Regions from separate parts of the Homo sapiens genome. Here region 1 is linked to region 2. The links are chromatin loops, found by intact Hi-C in ENCODE. Cell type or tissue: gastrocnemius medialis. All regions are shown on one strand. Each heading gives the region's core, and the rest is flanking DNA. Links, peaks and the distances in the headings are about the cores only.

What was found. A loop is a pair of places that touch in the nucleus more often than their neighbours do. Peaks named below come from ENCODE experiments on the same cell type or tissue, not always from the same donor. Only the 100,000 strongest peaks of a DNase experiment are listed, where the experiment ranks them.
Region 1: it touches region 2 in a loop (2.5-fold over the local background); 2 of 110 quality-filtered maps call a loop at or near these places.

The regions. Positions count from the first base shown.
Region 1 is chr1:18,722,634-18,732,690 of GRCh38, reverse strand. The region is part of intron 7 of PAX7 (paired box 7); the gene reads right to left. Among named protein-coding and RNA genes, the nearest start is that of PAX7, 97 kb to the right of the region's middle. In gastrocnemius medialis, for the core only: no CTCF peak of the experiment used is centred there; a DNase peak (open chromatin) is centred at 6,100; H3K27me3 peaks cover 1,028 bases.
Region 2 is chr1:18,670,336-18,680,392 of GRCh38, reverse strand. The region is part of intron 4 of PAX7 (paired box 7); the gene reads right to left. Among named protein-coding and RNA genes, the nearest start is that of PAX7, 45 kb to the right of the region's middle. In gastrocnemius medialis, for the core only: no CTCF peak of the experiment used is centred there; no DNase peak of the experiment used is centred there; H3K27me3 peaks cover 1,209 bases.

The DNA of each region.
Region 1 (10,057 bases), core at 1,471-9,470, 52 kb before region 2:
GAATGGCTCCCCATTATCTCTCAGCAAAAGCTCCTAGTGACCAGACCTCTAGCTGCCTGTCCCAACTCCTTTCACCCCTTTCTACCCTGCACTTTACCTTCCAGCTATCCCAAACAATGTGGTATTTCTTGAAGATATCCTTCATTCATTCACGTATTCGTCCAACAAGCATTTCATAGGGTGCTACTATGTGCCAGTCTGGAGCTAGGGCTGGACTATGAGCTCTTTGAGAGCAGGATGGAACTGCATTTTGTCCGTCTCTGTAGTCCCAGTGCCTACGTGGTACTTGCTACATATTCTGAGCTCAGAAAACCTCTGCTGAATTCATGTGTATTCCTTTAACAAACATTTACTGAGCACCTATTATATGCCAGACACTAAGCCAGGCACTGGGGACACAGCCATGAAAAATGCCAATCCCATGTCCTCCTGGAGCTGTCGGCCTAAGGAACGAAGCTGACAATAAACAAGTGAACAAATAATATAATTTCTGATACTGATAAATGCTACGGAGGAAAAATAAGGGGCTATGTGGGGCAGTCAGGCAAGACCTCCCCAAAGATGTGATATCCAGCAAGACCAGAAAGAACAGCCCTGAGAAGACGAGGCAGGGGAGCTTTCCAGGCAGAGAAGTCAGCAAGTGCAAAGGCCCTGAGGTCCCTGGGGCTGAGGGGGCTGAATCACGAGATACACCCAGCAGGTTTAGGAAATAGCAAGAAGGTGAAGGCGGAGAGTAAAAATTCCAGGAGCTGCGAGGGCTTGTGCAGTCCTTTCTCAGAAGGGGCTTGGGTGGTGCCCGGTGGCTCAAGAGGCCTTGGACCCTGGGCTGTGAACTGACAGCTCAGAAACAGCTTGGGTCCAGGGAGCTTTTCCCGTAATGGGATTTGCTCAATGGGATTTGCCCTGGAACATCAAATCAAATCCACATCTGGGGAGGGTGTGAATGGAGGATGTGCTGCCACTGCTTACTCTCTCCCAGAGCCCCTGGGGGTCTGTGGATCAAAGGGCTTCCATTTCATCCAACCCCCTGTCTCCAGGCAGGGCAGCGTCTAAGCTAATGGGACAGGACCCAACTGGAGAGCGGCGGGAGGGGAGAACACTCACTGATGAAGACCACAAGGCCTGAGTCATATATTGGCCAGTTCATGGACTCCTCAAGCAGATGGGGTATCATTACTCCCATTATGCAGATGGGGAAATTGAGACACGAGGAAGCAAAAGGGCTCACCCACAACCACACAGCCGGTAAGTGGCAGAGCTGGGATTTGCACCCAGGTCTCCCGGGTCCCTAGCTGTGCTCTTTCCCTGCCACCAGCTGTGCTGGAGAGCACACAGGGAGAGGTTTGGCAACCTCACTGCACAGAGCCCTATGGGCCTAAATGCCCCTCGCTGGCCTCTGGCTTCCCGGGGACCTTTAGGGCTCCCTCTTGGCCTGCAGAAGCAGGAAGCATTGGCCCACAGTTAGGAATCCAGCTGAGGTCCGGAGCCTGCAAACTTTTCAACTTGAGGAAGTTCAGGTCTGATGCAGTAATCCACCCCTCTCAAGAATGCTAAGGCCTCTCCCCGGGTAGATTTTACTTTTTTCCTGGTGACCTTGCTTTCACTAATGTATTACTTCTTGGTAGGTTACCGTTACTAACTCAAAATCAATACCGACCTCCACATCTGTAAGGTTTTATCTGAAGGCAAATCTCAGGGCTGTCCGTCAGGCTGACAGACAGCCGTCCCTTCCTCTCCCTTCCTCCTCCATTTCCCCCCACCCGCCACGGCCCCTACCCCACCCCCAACCCCTTCCTCTCCCTCTACTCCAAATCAGTCCCAGCCTCGACCAGACTAAATCAATAAGAGGCCAGCCTCACCCTCCCTTCCGTCTGCTGGGGAGAGGCTTGCTGGTTTGGGGGTGGGGGCCCCCCTTCCACAGCCTCTGCTCACCGCCCCCTCCCCTGGGACATGCCGGCGCGCTCCCCTACTTTAAAAGAAGGGGATGGGAAAAATGTAATTAGTTCCCTCCGTTCCTGAGCTGGCCCCGAGGGCCTGGGACTGAGGAGGCTGAGCTGCGAGATCTGCACCCTCTGTGATAACTGAACGTGGCTTTGGGAGTGTGGCTGCAATTAGAAGGGGCAATCGCCATCATTGGGGCTCTGTGGCAGGGTTTGTGGTGGGTGGGTGGGGGCCGCAGCAGGGTGCAGAGGAAGAGGGAGGCACAGGGCCTAGAGACTGAAGGTCAGGATAGGGGTGGGGGTCAGGAATCAGGTCAAGGCTGCAGGGACCATCGGCAGGACACAGAGCCCCACCTCTACACTGCCTGAGAGGGACCCTGAGGCTCTAAGAGGGACAACAGTTTCCCCGAGGGCACTGGGCCTGGACCAGTCAGTGCTCAGAAGGGCTTTCCTGCAGCATAGGGGCCAGAATATCTGCCCTGACTAACTGCGACTCTGAGCAATTTCTTTAACCTTCTGTGCCTCGGTTTTCTCATCTATAAAATAGGTATGATGATAATTGTAGCTACCTAGAGAGTTATTGTAAGGATTAAGTGAGTAAATGTACACTGGATGTGCCATGCCTGGTGCATTGTTAGTTCCCAGTAAATATCAGCTGTCCCCCTCCCCTTCCTTTTTCACCTCCCCGACACCTCTTCTGCCTGGATTAGAAGGGAAGAGGCAGGTGGCTCAGGGACCTTGCCTGAGATGGAAATGAGCACTTGGAAGCAGACTCTGGGAACAGCTCTCAGTCAGGGGCTGTGCAGTTTTTCATCTTTTTCTCCCATGGGGGCCAACACCCAGTGGGTTCTTTCTGAATGAAGCATTGCTCTGCCCCCTTAGAACTGTTCTGTCCCCACGCAGAAGCTGGGGCCTGCACACTGGAAAGGGAGCAGGAGTGTGAGGCTTTGACAAGTTGCACCCCACTCTGGCCTGAGTGTGCTCCCCTATAGGAAGAAGGAACCATCAAAGTACAAATCCTTGGAGTCTCCCAGTCTCAGCTGAGCAAGGCCTGGAATCCACACAACTCCACAACACACACACTGCACAGGGCAGCCCACACCACACTCTGCAGGACACACAACTGAATCCAGGACGATGAGTCCATTGAAAATATCTCTGGTCCCAATCGCCAAATAGCCTTTCATCAGAGCCCCAGTTAACGGGCAGGATAGTTTTTCCCATTTGCACTCCCACTTTCCTAAACTCATCCAATACACTTACACATGCACACACTTGCATGTAAATACACCCAAATATGCACATGAAACTTGGGAGGCAACTTGGAGTTTGCTGCATGTTCACAGATGGGGAAACTGAGGCTGAAAGAGGGAGAGTGACTTGGCACCCCAGGGATTACTGCCACTCCCTCCTGCCCCCTGTCTTGGGTGTGGTTCCAAAAGGATCTGCTGGCTTGACACACAGAGCACTTTCATCTCCAAGCCTCAGGTCCACCTCCAGCCCTGGCTCACCGTTTTGACTTCCCCAAGAGGTGAGAAGAGGAGATATTTTCAGAGCCCTCTGTTCCCATTGTCAGAACACAGCTTGCCAGGAATAGAATGCTTTGTCTGAATTGCATGAAAGTGTCCCTATGGACCAAGAACTGTCCCCAGGCTGGGAGATGACCTGTGGCAGCCCAGCTCACAACTTGCCTTGGTTCCTAAGGGTCTGGGGTCTGGAATCCACCTCTGCCTCCAGGCAGATCCTGTCAGAGCAGGCTGAGGACTGGGCAAGAGAGATGGGCCTCTCCCCTGGGTCTGTCTGCTCCATCACTGGTTCTCCGTCTTGACTGTCCACTGGAATCACTTGGGGGTCTGGGGGTCAGGAGTTTTTTGTTTTTTTTTTTGAGACGGAGTTTCACTCTTGTTGCCCAGGCTGGAGTGCAATGGTGTGATCTCGGCTCACCGCAACCTCTGCCTCCCAGGTTCAAGCAATTCTCCTGGCTCAGCCTCCTGAGTAGCTGGGATTACAGGCATGCACCACCAAGCCCGGCTAATTTTTTTTTTTTTTTTTTAGTAGAATGGGGTTTCTCTATGTTGGTCACGCTGGTCTCGAACTCCTGACCTCAGGTGATCTGGCTGCCTTGGCCTCCCAAAGTGCTGGGACTACAGGCGTGAGCCACGACGCCCGGTCAGGTCAGGAGTTTTTAAAGCTCCCGGGTGATTCTAATGAGCAGCCAAGTTTGACGGCCACTAGTCTCAAGACATCACTGTGAATTGCTACACACGCGTAATACCATGACACATCCATACTCATACAGGCGAAGATATGGGATGCACACAAAAAACACCCAGACACCGATGCAGGAAGACACACACATTACAGACGCACCAACACACACCCAGACACCCGTGCAGGAAGACACACACATTACAGACACGCCAACACGAACAGACAGAGAACGACATCCATGAAAACCCGCAGGCACCCATCCCGCTGGCCACAGATCCACCGGCCTCCCCGATGTGCACACAAAGAGGTACACAGACCCTCACGCACCCACACACTGCCACCCCACAACTCCGCCTTCGTCAGCTCACTCACGCAAACCTGTGCGCCCTTCACCCTCCTCCAGCCCCCAGGGGACACCCAGACACACGCATGCCCCTACTGGCGGCTGCCTGTTCCCAGCCCCACACTGGGATTAGTGCAAGCCAGAAATTACCCACCCGGGCAGCTGCCCACCCTCACCCCCTCTTCCTCTCAATACTCCACTAAGAGGATCTGGACCCTCCCCCTCCTTTCCCCCTGTGGACAGCGGTAATAGGCTTCGGGTGCTGACTTGGAGCTTCCAAACAAGATTTCCTGCAGGTCTCCCTGTCCCCCACTTCAGTTTCCATCTCTGCTTATGGCCTCCACACCCAACCCCCTCCACTACCAGCATCCCACACCGAAGCCCTGCACCTGCCGTGTGGGCAAGAAGGTTCCCTTCCCTCTCCCGACCCAGCCCCCTGACTCCTGGTTCCCTCTCATTTGTCACCCTCGAAGCCCTCCATGAACGCTTTTCTAAGCCTGGCTGATGGCATTCTCTTGCACAAGCACAGCACTTTACAGTTTGTGAAGTATTTCCCTTTAAGCCTCATCATGACTCTAGGAAGTACTGTGACCCCATTTTTCAGATGAGAAAACTGAGGCTTAGCGGCTCACCCAGAATCACCTGGGGGATGAGTGACAGGACTGGGGCAAGGACCCTTGACTCTCGACTTCTGGTCTGATGCTAGAAGGTGATCGCCTTGTGCCTGGCTGTGGCCTTCATTTACCATAGGTGGCTCAGGGTCATTTATTACCTGAGTGTTAACTCTGTGTGTGTGTGTGTGTGTGTGTGTGTGTGTGTGTGTGTATGAGAGAGAGAGAGAGAGAGGATGAGAGAGTGTGTGCATGTGTGAATACTGTGTGTGCATGTGTGAGTACTGTGTGTTCATGCAACTTGTGCACATGGAAGTACTGTGTGTGTGTGTTGTATGCATGCTTCTAAGTCCTTGTGTGATGTGTGAGCATTGTGTCTTTGTATGTGCCTGTGTGTTATATGTGCATGGGAGTATTGTATGTGCATGTGTAGAATCTGTGTGTGCATGTGCAAGTATTTGTGTGTATATGTGTGAATTTTTTATGTGTTTCTGTGAGTATTGTGTGTGCATAAGTATTGCATGTGCATGCAGTATCTACTACTGTGTGTGCATGGTGTGTGTGCATGTGAGCACTGCACATGTATAGGGCACAGATCCTGTGTGCCCCAACCCAGAGTACAGGCTGAAGCTCGGGGACCTTGGAAGCTCAGAGGATACGTGGTGAACACCGGGTCATTGACTGCCATCTCTGACCAGGGTGGGGGCTAGCCACCCACAACCCTGGTGGGGTCTCTTCTCCTCCCACGTGCAGCTTGATATACAGACTTGGAAAGACTCATGAGGCCGGCTCTGTCTGAGTGAAGAGGAAAGCAGAGGGGATAATTTGTGAAACTGCAGCAGAAGACATCCAGCTGAGACTTTGGTAAGAACCTTCTGGTGTGTGAGGGAGAGACCCTGGGAGGTGCAGCCAAAAGAGGCTGTGAGGTCCCTGTGTTCAAGCCTTACCCCGTGGAAACTTTCAGTCCCACTAAGGCCCAACCCTCTGCCTGGGAACAGACTGAGCCTCACCCTGTTTGTTGTTTTCTTGTGGCCATGACGTGCCTGGATTTGGCCATGACGTGCCTGGATTTGGCCAGGAGCTGCCTGGGGACAGACTTGGCGTCTTATTCCCAGTGCCTGGGACACAGAAGGCACCCAATAAACATTTGCTAAGTGAGGAATTCATGAATGAAGAAATGAATTTATCTTTTTATCCTGAGCACAGGATCTAGCACAGAGTTGGTTGGAGGAAAAGAATAAATTGAGGGGACATATTGCAAACATCCTCCAACCCAATGGGTTTCTAAGTGCCCCCTCCCCATTCCAGGGGTCCTTGGAGGCTTTTAGTTAAGGACTGTCTAGAGGTGAGGTGGGGGTGGAGGGAGGAACAGAATGGCTTTCCACTCATTGTCCAAGAAGTCAAAGACACACACACACACACACACACACACACACACACTCACACTCTTCCAATGTCTGTTTTATAAGATGTCTAGAGGTGAGGTGGGGGCGGAGGGAGGAACAGAATGGCATTCCACTTATTGTCCAAGAAGTCAAAGACACACACACACACAAACACACGCACACACACGCGCGCACGCGCGCGCGCGCACACACACACACACTCTTCCAATGTCTGTTTTACAAGATGTCAATCTCCAAATTTCTGGAAACATCTAGAAATATCTGGAAACACCAGATGGAGGCTTTGCCCCTCATCCCAGGGCAGATCCTTGGGTTGGCCTGAGTCTGAAGGTGCCCACGCCAGGATGGGTCCAAGGGCTCAGGGCCCCTGGTGGGTCCTGGTGCTAACGGTGTAGTGAGATTCTGAAACCATCTCTGATGGCTCGATAAATGGTGGACGAGGGATTAGAGTGACTCTGCTCGGAGCGGCGAGGCTCGGGGGGAAGGGGCCGATCGCTGGAAAAGATATGACTATTTAAAGATAATGATTGCATAAATTTAATTAGCACACTTTCACGCGGCAAATGGCCGTTTTGTAATTAATGTATCTGGCCTTACTAAGCATGAAAGATCCCATCTCCTCCCCCTCCCTTCCCTGCTCCCCCTCTTCTGCGGCCCTAATGAAAGACAGAGAGCAAGTGACAGAAACAGTTTGTCAGCGGCTCCAGGTGTCAGGGGCCTAATTGGCCGAGCTGAGGGGAGGAGGGGCAGGCGGGAGGAAGGAGAGGGGAGGGAGGAGGGCCTCCTTGACTCTGGTCCCCCGCCCAGGTTGGAAAAGGAGGACGTCTGGGCTCTCAGGCCCCCCTGGCCTGGCGGTGTTGGTGGGGCGGGGGGGGGGCGTCTCCACCTCTGTAATTGGTGGAGACGAGGATGCAGATTGGCTCTGGCAGGGACTGAGCGGTGGCAGGGAGGCCTTGTTAGTACCTGGGCAGACAAGCTGGCACATATCACAACGTGTTAAGGACTCAGGGCCGTGATAGCTCAGGCCCGGCTTGCCCCCTCCCAGGAACAAAATCCCTTCAGTGGAATGAATTAATAAACAAGCCTCAGTTTCCCCATTTGTAAAATGGCCCCTGGTTATAGAGAAGCTCACATGGGCAAAGGATCATAGCCTTAAGCACCTACTATGTGCCCATCACCTACTTTGTGCAGGCGGACTGCCAGCCCCTCCTCCCCACAGCAGGTCGAAGACATGCATTTTCACTTCTCTGAAATGAGGATGTGTATTGCCTTCGTCAGTGCCTTGCTGTGGCTATGTGGCTGCGTAGCTGTGTGGAAAGCTTTTGTTCCCATCTTCTGATAGGATCAAGGGAGGGCCAGGATCAGATGTCTTAGATTCAATGAAATATGAAATATAATGAAAAATGCCTGTTCCATTTTCAAGATCAGGAAACGGAGGCTCTAGAAAGCTAAATAATTTGCCCCAGTCTCCACAATTAGTAAGCACTGGGGGTTGGATTTGAACTCAAAAGTTGTAAATAGAGTCGGTTCTGTTTCTAGCATCCACCCAGGGGCCTTGCTGCAGGGCCAGCTCAGCACCTCTTCCTACCTCCATAGTACCATCCTCTGCAGGATGACTAAGGTGTTTGACTGGCTTCATAGGACAGTCTGTTAGTTAGGTGGGTGCACCTGTCAATTGCAGTGCTGTCCCTCGAAGTTACGGATTGGTTTTCTGGGTGACCTGGTAATGGAGCAGACAGAGAGGGTTTGAGCTACCATGCCCGCAGTGTGCCTTGGCTGTGTTGGGGCTCTGCTGATGGTGGCTGTGTACATCTCACCTCTCTGACCATGACCCTCCACTGCCTTCACCAGCTGCCTCTGCAGCCTGCTGCCAGCCTTAGCCACTGGCCTGTGCCCCAGTGAGCTTGGCCCTGCCCAGTTTTCTCTGTGGAAGACAGAGCAGGGAGGCCTTGAGCCAGCCTCGACTGGTGGAGTGGGGCCCAGCCAGCCCTCTCCCGGACCAAATTCAATTTCGAAGCTTAATGAGTTTGCAGAGGAGCCGGGTGAGCCCGCTGACGCCACTCCTTGCCGGCTGGGTGGTTCCCGGCCGGCCCACCGAGCACGCAGCGGCCTGAGCCGGGAGAACCCTGGGCCCCATTGAGAGTGGCGGGGGCACTGAGCGAGTGAAAAATGTCAGAGCAAATTGCTCTTGACAGCGTTAATATCTGCACCTCATAGCAATAATTACATGTAAATAAATAGCAAAATCACACTCAGCTGGAGGCAGCTTGGGGAGGACAGACGCTGCTAAAGACCAGCTGGGGACCGGAATGCTCTGCTCCACTCTTTTCTTTCCTTCTTAGAGTCTCTGCTCCCTCTCTCCCCCTCAGCCAGGCTCTTGCTGCAACACAGAGCAAGGACCTCAAGATCCTGGCTATGCATATTAAAAATGGAAGGGAAAAAGAAAGCATTTGGGTCCCCCCGCCATGGGTGCAATGAAACCTCCCAGCCTTTCTCTCTTCTCTCCCTGTGCATCTTATTCCACCTCCAGGTCTCTGCAGAGAGATGTCTCTGAAATCCACATCTTTGCCCCAACCTCTGTCCTGGACACGTTTGTGGCTATCTCCTGGTCTTGACCTACAAAGAGCTAGCTCTGACCCAGGTCCTCCTCCTGCATTCCCTGTTTCTGTCTACGATACCTCACCTTCTTGGTCACTCAGACTTCAGACATCCCAATCATCTTCGATTTCCCTCTCAGTGCCCATATTCGGCTGTCCTTCATGTGCCATGGAAAGCCACAAGCTAAACATGGCGCAACTTCCTGGAGAGGAGTCAACTTGACACGATGCCAACTTATTCCATTATTATGACCCAACATATATGGCTCCGTAGTGGCAAAGAATGCATCTCAAAGAGAATACATTAAACTCTATATTACACCCCACCCCCAGGGCCTCGGGGGGAACATACTCAACTATTATCCCGGGTGTTTGAAGAGAAGCTTGAGAAGCTTGAGAAGCCCTGTGAGCAGCAGATGGCCATTCCTTAGAGAGCATCAAGGCTAAGGAAGCAGCTGGAAGCATTCTAGGGTTTCCAACCAGATTCGCCTCTTGCTGCCACATTTGGGGGCCCATTAATTTGTTGTCTTGGTTTTGTCCAACTGGACTATGAAGTCTGCAAGAGCAGAAACAATGTCTTATTGGTGCCTGAATGTGCAGTTCTTAGCAAAAGGCCCTTGGAGGGGTTTGAGGGATGAGGAAAGGAGACAAATAAAGGAGGTGAAGGGTAGGAAGGAAAGGAAAGGTGGATGCAGACAGAAGATGGAGAGGAAAAAGCTGCAACCCAAGGAGGTGACACAACTCAAAATGAGCCCCGGTATACCTATTTACCCAGGTCTGATTTGGAGTTTCACTCTCCCCTCACGAGATGGACCCAGGAGCTCTTTCTCCAGAGATCCAGCCTCCCTCCTGCTCCCTGCTGGCACTGTAGAAAGTTCCCACGAGTTAGGGCTTCTGGGGCCCTGGGAGAAGGAACAGAGACAGCCCTTCCAGCTATGTCGACGCCCTG
Region 2 (10,057 bases), core at 834-8,833:
AGACCCAGTCTCTCCTCTCCTTCAGAACAGAAGCCTGGCAGGTGGGGAGTTGGCACTCTGGGCTCATCCATGACCTGCTGTGTGACCCTGAGCATGTCACTTGTCACTTGTCCTCTTGGAATCTCTATTTGCTTATCCATCCCCCTGGGAATAAGAGCTGCCATCCTGCCTATTCCCTAGGGTACTGATGCAGCTCCAGGGGTGGGAACCTTGAGAAATACACAGACAGAGGTACCCTTGATACAACTGTCCCAGCCCCCCACTAACCTAGGAAAGTAACTTCATCCCTCTGGGCCTCAATTTCCTCATCTGTAAAATGAGGACAAGAATAGTACCAACCCCACAGAGTTGTCATGCACAAAGATGAAAGGAATTACTGCAAGGCAAGAACAGTTCCAGGTACTCAGTAAGCACCCAATCCATGTTAGCGATTATTATTGCTGCTATTGTTATTATTGGCCCCTCCATGTAGTGTGGACCTATTTTACTTCTGTATCCCTCAGAGGCAAGCACAGTTGCCTGGCGCAAAACACAAAGGCAAGGAATGAATGCATGGATGAATGAATGAACAAATGCCTGAATGAATGAACAACTGACTGAATGAATGAACATGCCTTTGTCATCCTTTCCTTATTCTTCCACGGTGGAGGCTTTGCAGATCCCCAAGCCATGCCTACAGACCCCACGTCCATCCCATCCCATCCTTTTCCCAGAAATCTGTCCTGGATGCAAAACGTACCTACAGAGAAGAGGGGGCCAGGTGGTCTCAGGTAAGTGATTCAGCTGTAGCATAAATGCTAGAGGCACTAAGGGGCCAGAGGAAGACAGACGCCCAGGAAGCTGGAGCAGGGGAGGCCTAAGGAGAGGTCTCAAAATCAGCAGAGGGGAAAGAGCAGCAGCTGGGGCTCCAGTGGCCAGATGAAGCTGCCCGGCATGGAAAGGAAAAGGCAGCCTGACCACCCATCCGCGCCCCACAAAGCGGCTGTGAAAGGACCATATGCCTGAGAGGCCAAGCCTGCGGGACCCTCCTTCTCCCCCTCCCCACGCCCTCACCCCTCCTCAGTGCTGGAGCCCTGGGAGACACAGGGGCTGTGTCCAGTTGGAAAGTTGTTTGGAGGTGGAGATGGAAAATGGCTTTGGGCCTCGTCCCTCTGTCCATGTAACTCCCTGCTTCCGGGCTCAGCCATGAAGAAGGACTTAAACCTGGGGCTCACTCTACCCTGAAGATGGGGCTCTGTGAACCCATGCAGCATCCCCCAGTGGGGCTGGGTGTGAAGGCCACAGAGAAGAAGCGTTCAAACCGCTGCTGGTGTGCTTTGACCTTACGAAGCACCTTTCCTGTAGCAAATCACAACACCTCACTACAATGCTCATCAGTATTTCTATTAGCCCCATTTTACAGGTGTGAAAACTGAGGCTCAAAGGGGTTAAGTAACTCAATGGCAGAGTGACCGTGACGGCCAGGCAGCCAGTCCCAGAGCCCTCTTAACCATCGCGATGGGCACTTCTGAGCGTGCCATGCCAGGTCTCCTGCACAGGCTCAAACATGCCCACCCTGCAGAGCCACTTCCAGCCTCCATACCGACTTGTGCCCTGGGATGATGGCTTCAAATTAGTTCCTGTTGTCTAACCCCACCATCCTCCCAATCTAGACATGAAGGCCACATAATCCATGAAGCCCTCCAGGACTACCACATCCAGAGAACTCTGCTTGAATCCCTGTGGCACTTGCTGCCTGTGCCATCTTCTCAGCCCTTGGTATCAACTCCTGCTGGAGACTAATCATTAGCTTTTAGTGGATATGTGTGGAAAGTCCATCTCCCCATCAAACTGAGGACAGCTCAGGGTAGAGATGGTGCCTTTACAATAAGACAGGGAGTTCCTCGAGGATGGAAACTCTATTTTTTCTTATATCGGGCATTACTCGAGGGCAGGGTAACTAAGAACAGCTCTGTAGTTCCTATCATTCTAGAACACTTTTTTTTTTATTTTTGAGATAGAGTTTTGCTCTTGTTGTCCAAGCTGGAGTGCAATGGCACAATCTCGGCTCACTGCAACCTCCGCCTCCTGGGTTCAAGCGATTCTCCTGTCTCAGCCTCTTGAGTAGGCATGCACCACCATGCTCAGCTAATTTTGTATTTTTAGTAGAAACAGGGTTTCTCCATGTTGGTCAGGCTTGTCACGAATTCCCAACCTCAGGTAATCCACCTGCTTCGGCCTCCCAAAGTGCTGGGATTACAGGCGTGAGCCACTGCGCCCGGCTAAATGCTTCTTTTCTTTCTTTCTTTTCTTTTTCTTTTTTTTTTTTTTTCAGACGGAGTCTCGCTCTGTCACCCAGGCTGGAGTGCAGTGGCACGATCTTGGCTCAGTGTAACCTCCACCTCCTGGGTTGAAGCATTTCTCCTGCCTCAGCCTCCGGAGTAGCTGGGACTACAGGAGAATGCCACCACGCCCGGCTAATTTTTGTATGCTTAGTAGAGACAGGGTTGCACCATATTGGTCAGGCTGGTCTTGAACTCCTGACTTTGTGATCTGCCCACCTCAGCCTCCCAAAGTGCTGAGATTACAGCCGTGAGCCACTGCGCCTGGCTAGAATGCTTTTAATCACAGTCTAAAGGAACTGCAGCCATCAGTTAAATAAAGAAGCCACGGACCCTCATCATTACACACACAGCAAGGAGAACTGATTAAGCTTCCCCAGAGTCACAGCTTCTCTCCCAGGACTCTGTGCCAGTTTCTTTTCCCTCCAGAGTTATTTCTATGCTTCCAGCTTCCCGTCTATCCCCACATTTCTATCTTCCTTCAAATAGGCCTCCCAGGAAAACTCTGAAACCTAACATTCTGTGCACCTAACAAGGTGTACAGAGAAGCATGTGCCCAACAGGTGTTCACCAAGCACCCACTGGTGCCTCACAAACCACACTAACAAAAGCTACAGCAGTGAATGTTCATTGCAACAGGAACTAGGGGTCTCAGGATCATGCCACCATGAAAGAGACCCACTCTCCGAAAGATGGGTCTGCTGTGCGCCGGTCCTGGAGTGCTGATGAGAAAGTCAAGCAGGATCACTGGAAACATAAGCCTGACACCCCCACCACTGGGGCAGTTGCTGTAATGGAGGCCATGCCGCCCCCCTTAGAAACAAGATCTCCACCTGAGAAGCCCACCCTATGAAACAGACTTCACCCTCTGGAGACACCAACACCAAAGCCATCAACTTGGTTATTTCCCCTGCTACTGCCTCCAGGAATGCCAGATTAAAACACGAGTTGTCAGGGCGGAAGTGTCCCCCAAATCACCTACAGTCAGCTAGCATGCCCCATTTAGATGAGAGGACTCTTCACCTTGCCCAGAGGGGCATCCCCCAGGAGCCCGTGGGCTGGCTGTAAAGACGAGGGGGCTTGGGGTTGAAACCCTGAAGTTTGTCCCTGACTTCACCTCTAAACCCCTCTCTGAGCTGCATTTTCCCTACCCCTAAAACCAAGGGGTCTTCCTGGATCTCAAAGAACAGCCCCCTGAGAAGGGGTCTGGGCTGTATCTGATGGATAAACTCCACCTTCAGGGTTCAGGACAGTGCCAGGCATACAGCGGGGCTGGCTCTCAACAATGCCTGTTGCTGGAGAAAGGATCATTGACTGGTGGGGGTGGTGAGGAGTTTCAGAAGGGACTATGATCCTAAGTTGCGTGTGCAGCATGAGCTACAGGACACCCTGAGATCATCTGCTTCCTGTGGGGGAGGGGAAGGACCAATTTCATCACCCTCCCATTCTGCCTGGGGCCTGCCCTGCCTCCCAGGATCCCCCAATCCCCCTCTTTTCCTCTTAGGAGAAGGGGGTGGGGAAGACTTATCCTTCCTTTCCCCTCTCCTCCCCCAACTTCCCCTCCCCTCCCCTCCCCTCCCCCAGCCACTCATGGGCCTCTTGTGTCTCCGGCTGGTCGCTGGGCAGCGAGAGGCCTTTCATGGTGCATTCTCCCGCTGCCCCCCTCCCCACCCTCTCTCCCCAGCAACCCCAACCTGTCGTGCCCCCATCAATCTACTGCAACCCAGCCCTCTCCAGCTGGCCTGGATGGGCCGTTCCCAGGCAGAGCAGGTCCACAGTGGAAGGTGGTGGAAAAATGTGGACAAATTTCTGATTTGCAACACTCTGGGAAAGAGTTTATTGCCATTGTTTGAGGACGAATGTATAAATAAAGCAAGGCGAAGATGGCAGGGGGAGGCTGGTGAAAGGCAGAAAACGAGAAATTTTATGGCCATAAGGAGCGTACTCTAATGGTGATTTTTGAGGCACTGGACCATGGTAGTTACTTAGCCAAATGATTGCTGTGAAGCTGGGCGAGGTGGCTTATTTCTTAATTACTGTTACGTATTATGTCAGGCAGATGCCCCAACCCTGGAAAACTTGGTCCTGAGCGGACCCCGGCTTGGAGCCAGCTCCTGGTGCAGGGATGCTGGTGGGCAGATGGGAGGCTAAGTGAGGGCTGTCACCTGCCCTGATCAGGGGAGCGACCCTGGGGCCTGCTGCATCTCCCCGCTGCCGGGACTCCTGGCCCCCGAGACACCACCAAGAGAAGAAGTGAAAGAGAGACTCGAACTTAGAGCCATGCCTTCAAGATATGAATTCACTCAACACATCGGGGTCGAACACAGGTATGAGCCCCGTTCTGAGCTAGTTATGAGAGCTGCGACAGAAAATGAGACTTCAAAAGCTGTTTACAAAAAGCAGCCGGGGGCTCATTTCGGCTTCCTGGCTAAGAGTCTCTGCAAAGCTGTTCAGAGAGCAGGACAGCAGGTGGGGTTGGGGGGACAGCCTGAGAAGGGGTCCTGGGCTGTATCTGATGTATTAATTACCCCACCTCCAGAGCCCAGGACAGCACCGGCATGCAATTGGGCTGGGGAGAGGAGAGATGCCCTGACATGCTATGTCACCTTGGCCAGGTAGGTGGTCTCTCTGAGCCTCTGTTCCTTCACCCATAAAAACTGGGTAGGCTGGGTGGGGCTAAATATTCCCTTTTTGGTTCTAACATCTTAAGATTCTGTGATTCTAAGATGCTGTGGTTCTGTTGCTGTCAGAGTTGGTGAGGTTGATTTTTCCAAGGCGATCGGCACGTGCCTATTGGACACTTTCGGCTTTTTTTCATGGTGGGCGTGTGTCAGGTAAGGCAGCCACAGAGGAAAGAAGGGGGCTGCTGAGGGTCCACTATGTCCCAGGAAGTCATCGTGCACTACATCCTTTCATAGAACCCTCACAATCATCTCGTGGGAAGAGGACTCTTTCAAACACTCAAAAAGAGGTGCAGACTTGCTCAGATGCTAAGCAGCAAAGTCTCCATCCAAACCCAGGTGGGGCAGACACCGAAGCCAATGAATGCATTTTAAGCAAAGCAAGCCACCTCCCCAACATCTTCTAGACCAGCTGTCAAGTGTTAGCAGCATCAGAATCACCTAGAGGGCCTCTGGAAACACAGGTTGTTGGGCCCCATGAGGGAGCCTAGGAAGTCTCATTCCCAGCAAGTTCCCAGATGATGCTGCCACTGCTGTTGGTGGGGGTGGTTCACAATTTGAGAACCACTGTTCTATAGAAATGCAGAGAAAACCAGCATCAGCAAATAAACAGGACCACGCTGCTCTGTGAAAGGGAGCAAGAGCCTGGGGAGAAACACACAACCCCTCTCACCCATCAGCACAGTGGAAAAAGGGGGACAGACAGCGGTGCCATGCCCTAGCCCCTCGTGGCTCCAAAGCCCTGGATCTTTTTCACATGGGAAGGGTGGAGACGATGCCAAGGGGGCCAGCTTGGAGGAGGAACTTCTTTCTCTGTGCCTGCTCCTGCAACTTGCCATGGTGGCTGTGCCATCAGATTCTTGACAGACCACAGCCTGGAAGCCTGCCTCCCTGCCTGCTCCGGGCTCTGAACTCACCTCTTTTCACCTCTTCTTCTCCACCCTGGCTCTTTCCCTAAGTCCCGTTTCTCCTCACCATCTTTTCCTTTGTGTTCAGCAATCAGGTGTGTCACTGGTGTTTGCAAGGAGAAAGAGCCGTCATAGTATCAGGAGAGTGGCCTTTAAAAGACTGAAGTCAGGAACCACACCGGACACCTACCTCCTCCATGAGCTGTCTTCCAGCCTCCCCTCTTGAATTATTTGGAGGAACCCTGTTTCCGCTCCAAGAAGATAAGGATTTTATCTGTTTTATTCATTGCTTTATCCTCAATGCCCAGAAGAGGGCCTGGCCCATGGTAATTGCTCAACAGACATTTGTTGAAGGAGTCAAAGAATTGCGTCCTCCTATATGGCCAGATCTGTGCAATAAGGTGCAATGTTCCAAATAGTTTGCTCTTCAAGCCAACGTGATTGTTGGTGAGTGTGTTAGGATTGTTTTGTACAATAATTTCATTAGAGATGTATTTATGCAACACCAGACACCTGGCCCCACGCTGGAAGCCCCAGCTAGCCAGCTGAACAGTTCCAAGAGGTCGAGGACTGACACTCTAAACCAACACACAGATATTCCGTCGAATTCCCCCTTCTGCTTCCAGATGTCTCAGCTGCTCAGAGGGCCCCCAAATGCAAATGCAGTGTCTTCATTATGGCTCCAAAATAACCTCCCTTGCCCGTGGAATCCCTCATCCACCCTGGGGTTTGAGTATCTCACTGCAAAGGGTCGGACATCTTTGGAATGGGTTCCTGAAGGAGCCACTTTTTAAAGGAGTTAAAATCCAATTTGATCCTGCTGTTGACGCCTTTTAAAAGTTTGATGTGTTTTAGATAAAAACTTTTTTTTGATCAATAAAAATAAAATCTGTTACTCGCACCCTGGGACAATTATTGCTCTGAGCCCAGTTTACTGAATCTTGATCAAATAAACAATGTTATTTTCCAAAAATGTGGCCAACCATAGGTTAGTTACATTAAACTAGCAGGGGGTGGTACAATCTGAAAACACACTGGTTCTGACAGGGCACGAAGTCATGCTTCTAGATATTTGGGAGTGGACAAAAATGTGTTCACTTAAGGAGCTGACCGTGTGGGATTGGGCTTCTTAGTTCTGAAGAGCATGTGGTCTTCTCCATGGGGATAAAACAGTGGTAACGGGTGTCTATGACGCTCTTGCCTTATGCCAGGTACTAAGCTTTGCATGCGTAATTGTCATCATTCCAAGCGCTCAGAGATGGTAGGCATCAATATTAAACCAGTCCTAAAGAAGAGACTCTGAGAGGGGCAGTGATTTATCCAAGGTCACACAGCTATATGTGGCTGGGTCAGGACTTGAACCCAGGCCCATCGGGAGTCGGAACCCACGCTACAGACCCCTTGCCACTCCAACTCCCTTTCACTAAGGGAGGGCAGTGAGGAGGCCTTGGAAATTGCAGCTCTGCATGTGCCAGTGCTGCTGCATCCACAATCTTTTACCTCCTCTTCCCCGCATCAGCGCCGTGCTGTGCTTGCTCTAAATAGCCCCGATAGAGGCTTCATAAAATACCAGTGCTCTGGCCAGATGCAGTGGCTCACTCCTGTCATCCCAGCATTTTCGGAGGCTGAGGCAGGCAGATCACCTGAGGTCAGTTCAAGACTAGCCTGGCCAACCTGATGAAACCCCCCTCTCTACCAAAACTACAAAAATTAGCCGGGCGTGGTAGTACATGCTTATAATCCCAGCTACTCGGGAGGCTGAGGCAGGAGAATTGCTTAAACATGGGAGGCGGAGGTTGCAGTGAGCCCAGATCTCGCCATTGCACTCCAGCCTGGGCGACAGAGCGAGCGAGACTTAGTCTCACAAAAAAAAAAAAAAAAAAAAACACAGTGCTCTCCAGTCTAGGGCCGCATTTGGCAGGAGGGGACACTGCATCTGAGACAGGGATGCATATCCTGGGAAGATGCTGCACCTCGTGTTTCCTGAAATTGACATGGAAGGACACACACCTCCTGCCAGCCATGGTTCTGCTGGGTGGGTGCATGGCGCACCCTTACAATCCTGAGGACATTTATTTCCTGTTACATGTTTCTAAACAAAAAAAAGTTGATATTTTATTATAAGAATCTTATGTATTCTGTAAGAGATGGGGGAAGGGGATGGCTTGGTGGTCTCAGAGGCTAAGCTAGATCTGTAATACCAGGATGCCAGGGGACCTGGTGGCTAGTTTCAGAGGGGCAGTGGTGAAAGAACAGGAGATGGCAAAGGGAGATTCTGGAAAGTAAAGGGTATTATCAAGGGTGCGTGGGATGAGGAAGCTGTTAGGGTTGGACATCAGGCTGATCACCTTGGTGAATGAGGAGGGACAGAAACAAACACTCACAGAGTGCCCTGTATGTGCCATACTCTGCTCAGACATTCCCTCATTTCATCTTGACAACTACACCAACAGGAACTTTATTATTCCTATTTTATTTAGTTATTTATTTACTTTTTTTTTTTTAAGAGACAGGGTCTTGTTCTGTCACCCAGGCTGAAGTGCAGTGATGCAATTATAGCTCAGTGCAGCCTCTAACTCCTGGGCTTAAGTGATCCTCCTGCCTCGACCTCCCAAGCAGCTAGGACTACAGGTGGGCACCACCATGCCTGGCTCATTTTTTAATTTTTTTTTTTTTTTATAGAGTTAGGGTCTTGCTATGCCAGCTCCTGGCCTCGAGTGATCCTCCTGCTTCAGTCTCCCAAAGCACTGGGGTTACAGGTATGAACCACCAGGCCTGGCCTGTTCCCATTTTAAAATGAAGAAAGTGGAGGTACTGGTTATGCCACCAACCCAAAGATATAAGGCAGGGCCAAGATTCAGGATTTGAATCCAGGCCTGCTGAGCCCTCCGAGATGCTGGGAGGGAATATGTCTCTCCAAGGTCGTCCTCCCAGGGCCCAACCTCCACCATCACACCCTCCTCCCACCTGGCCCACTGGGGCCTCCCAGCCCCAACCTCTGGCTTTCTTCCCCTTCCAGGCTCGGCTGTCTGCCCTCTAATTAGATTCCCCTGGAAATAAGAGTGCATTGTACAGTTCTGCTAAAGGCAAACTGATTTTACCATTTCTTTTCTTTCCTCCTCTTTAATGACTCACAATGTCTCAAGGAGGTTTCACTTAGGGCCTGCACACTGGAAAATTATTCTGTCTCTCATGCACTCATTTTTCTGTTGAGGAAAATTGAAAACTGGATTCCTCCTCCATCACTGGCCCCCTCTCTTTGCCTACCTTGTGCCCAGAATATTCTAGTCCTCTCCCGAATTGCCTTCTAGGCCCCTCTCTACCTCAAAAGCAAGTCCTGCTGCCTTCCTGCCCCACAGCTTGGAAAGGCTGGCAGGCCCACTGAGCTAGGGAACAGTGAGGGGTCTTTCAAAAGTTTAGCGAGGAGGGAGGGAGCGAGGGGGTATGGGGTGCTGGGAGCCAAGCGGTTTGCCAGGCTTTGAGATGTGTTTGCCTCTAGAGAACTGGACCGGCTCCAGCACTTTTGAGGCAGGAGTTGGGTGAGTTCTGAGCCTTTATTGGTCCCATCAGGTTCCTGTTAAGTGTCAGAGAGTAAATTATAAACAAATGGGTCCCATTTCCATTTCTGAAGGCGTCTCCAGCCCTGCCTTTGCCCTCTACATGTAACGGTACATCCTCTTAAGTGGTGCCTGATGGGACAAGGAGCCAGGTGGAGGGACTCGCACGGGCCCGGGCTGTCGTCTCCATGGCCTGCAGCCCCTGCCGGCTGGCTGGCACCCTCTGACCAGGCCCTGGAGAGAGGCCAGCAAGGCTTCTGGTGTGACGGATGGACAGATAGACTGACGGACGGATGCCTGGGGCTGCAGGTCTGGGCCCTGAGTCAACAGGTTTCATGAATTAGGGGTTGAGAGCTCAGGCCCGAGGGAAAGCAAGAGAGTGGAGAGGTGCTTAGTGGAGAACAAGGCCTGGGCTAGGGCTGGTAGTGCCACAGCCGAGGAGGTGGGAGGGGCGCAGACAGGTCCCCTGGGCCTGGGCACTCAGGACTTTGGGAACTGAATGTCTTTGGCACCCTGGGCAGGGCAAACAAAAGCCACCTCCATCCTGCCCTGCAATGCTCCACTCCTTAGTTTCTGCTCTCATGATGGGG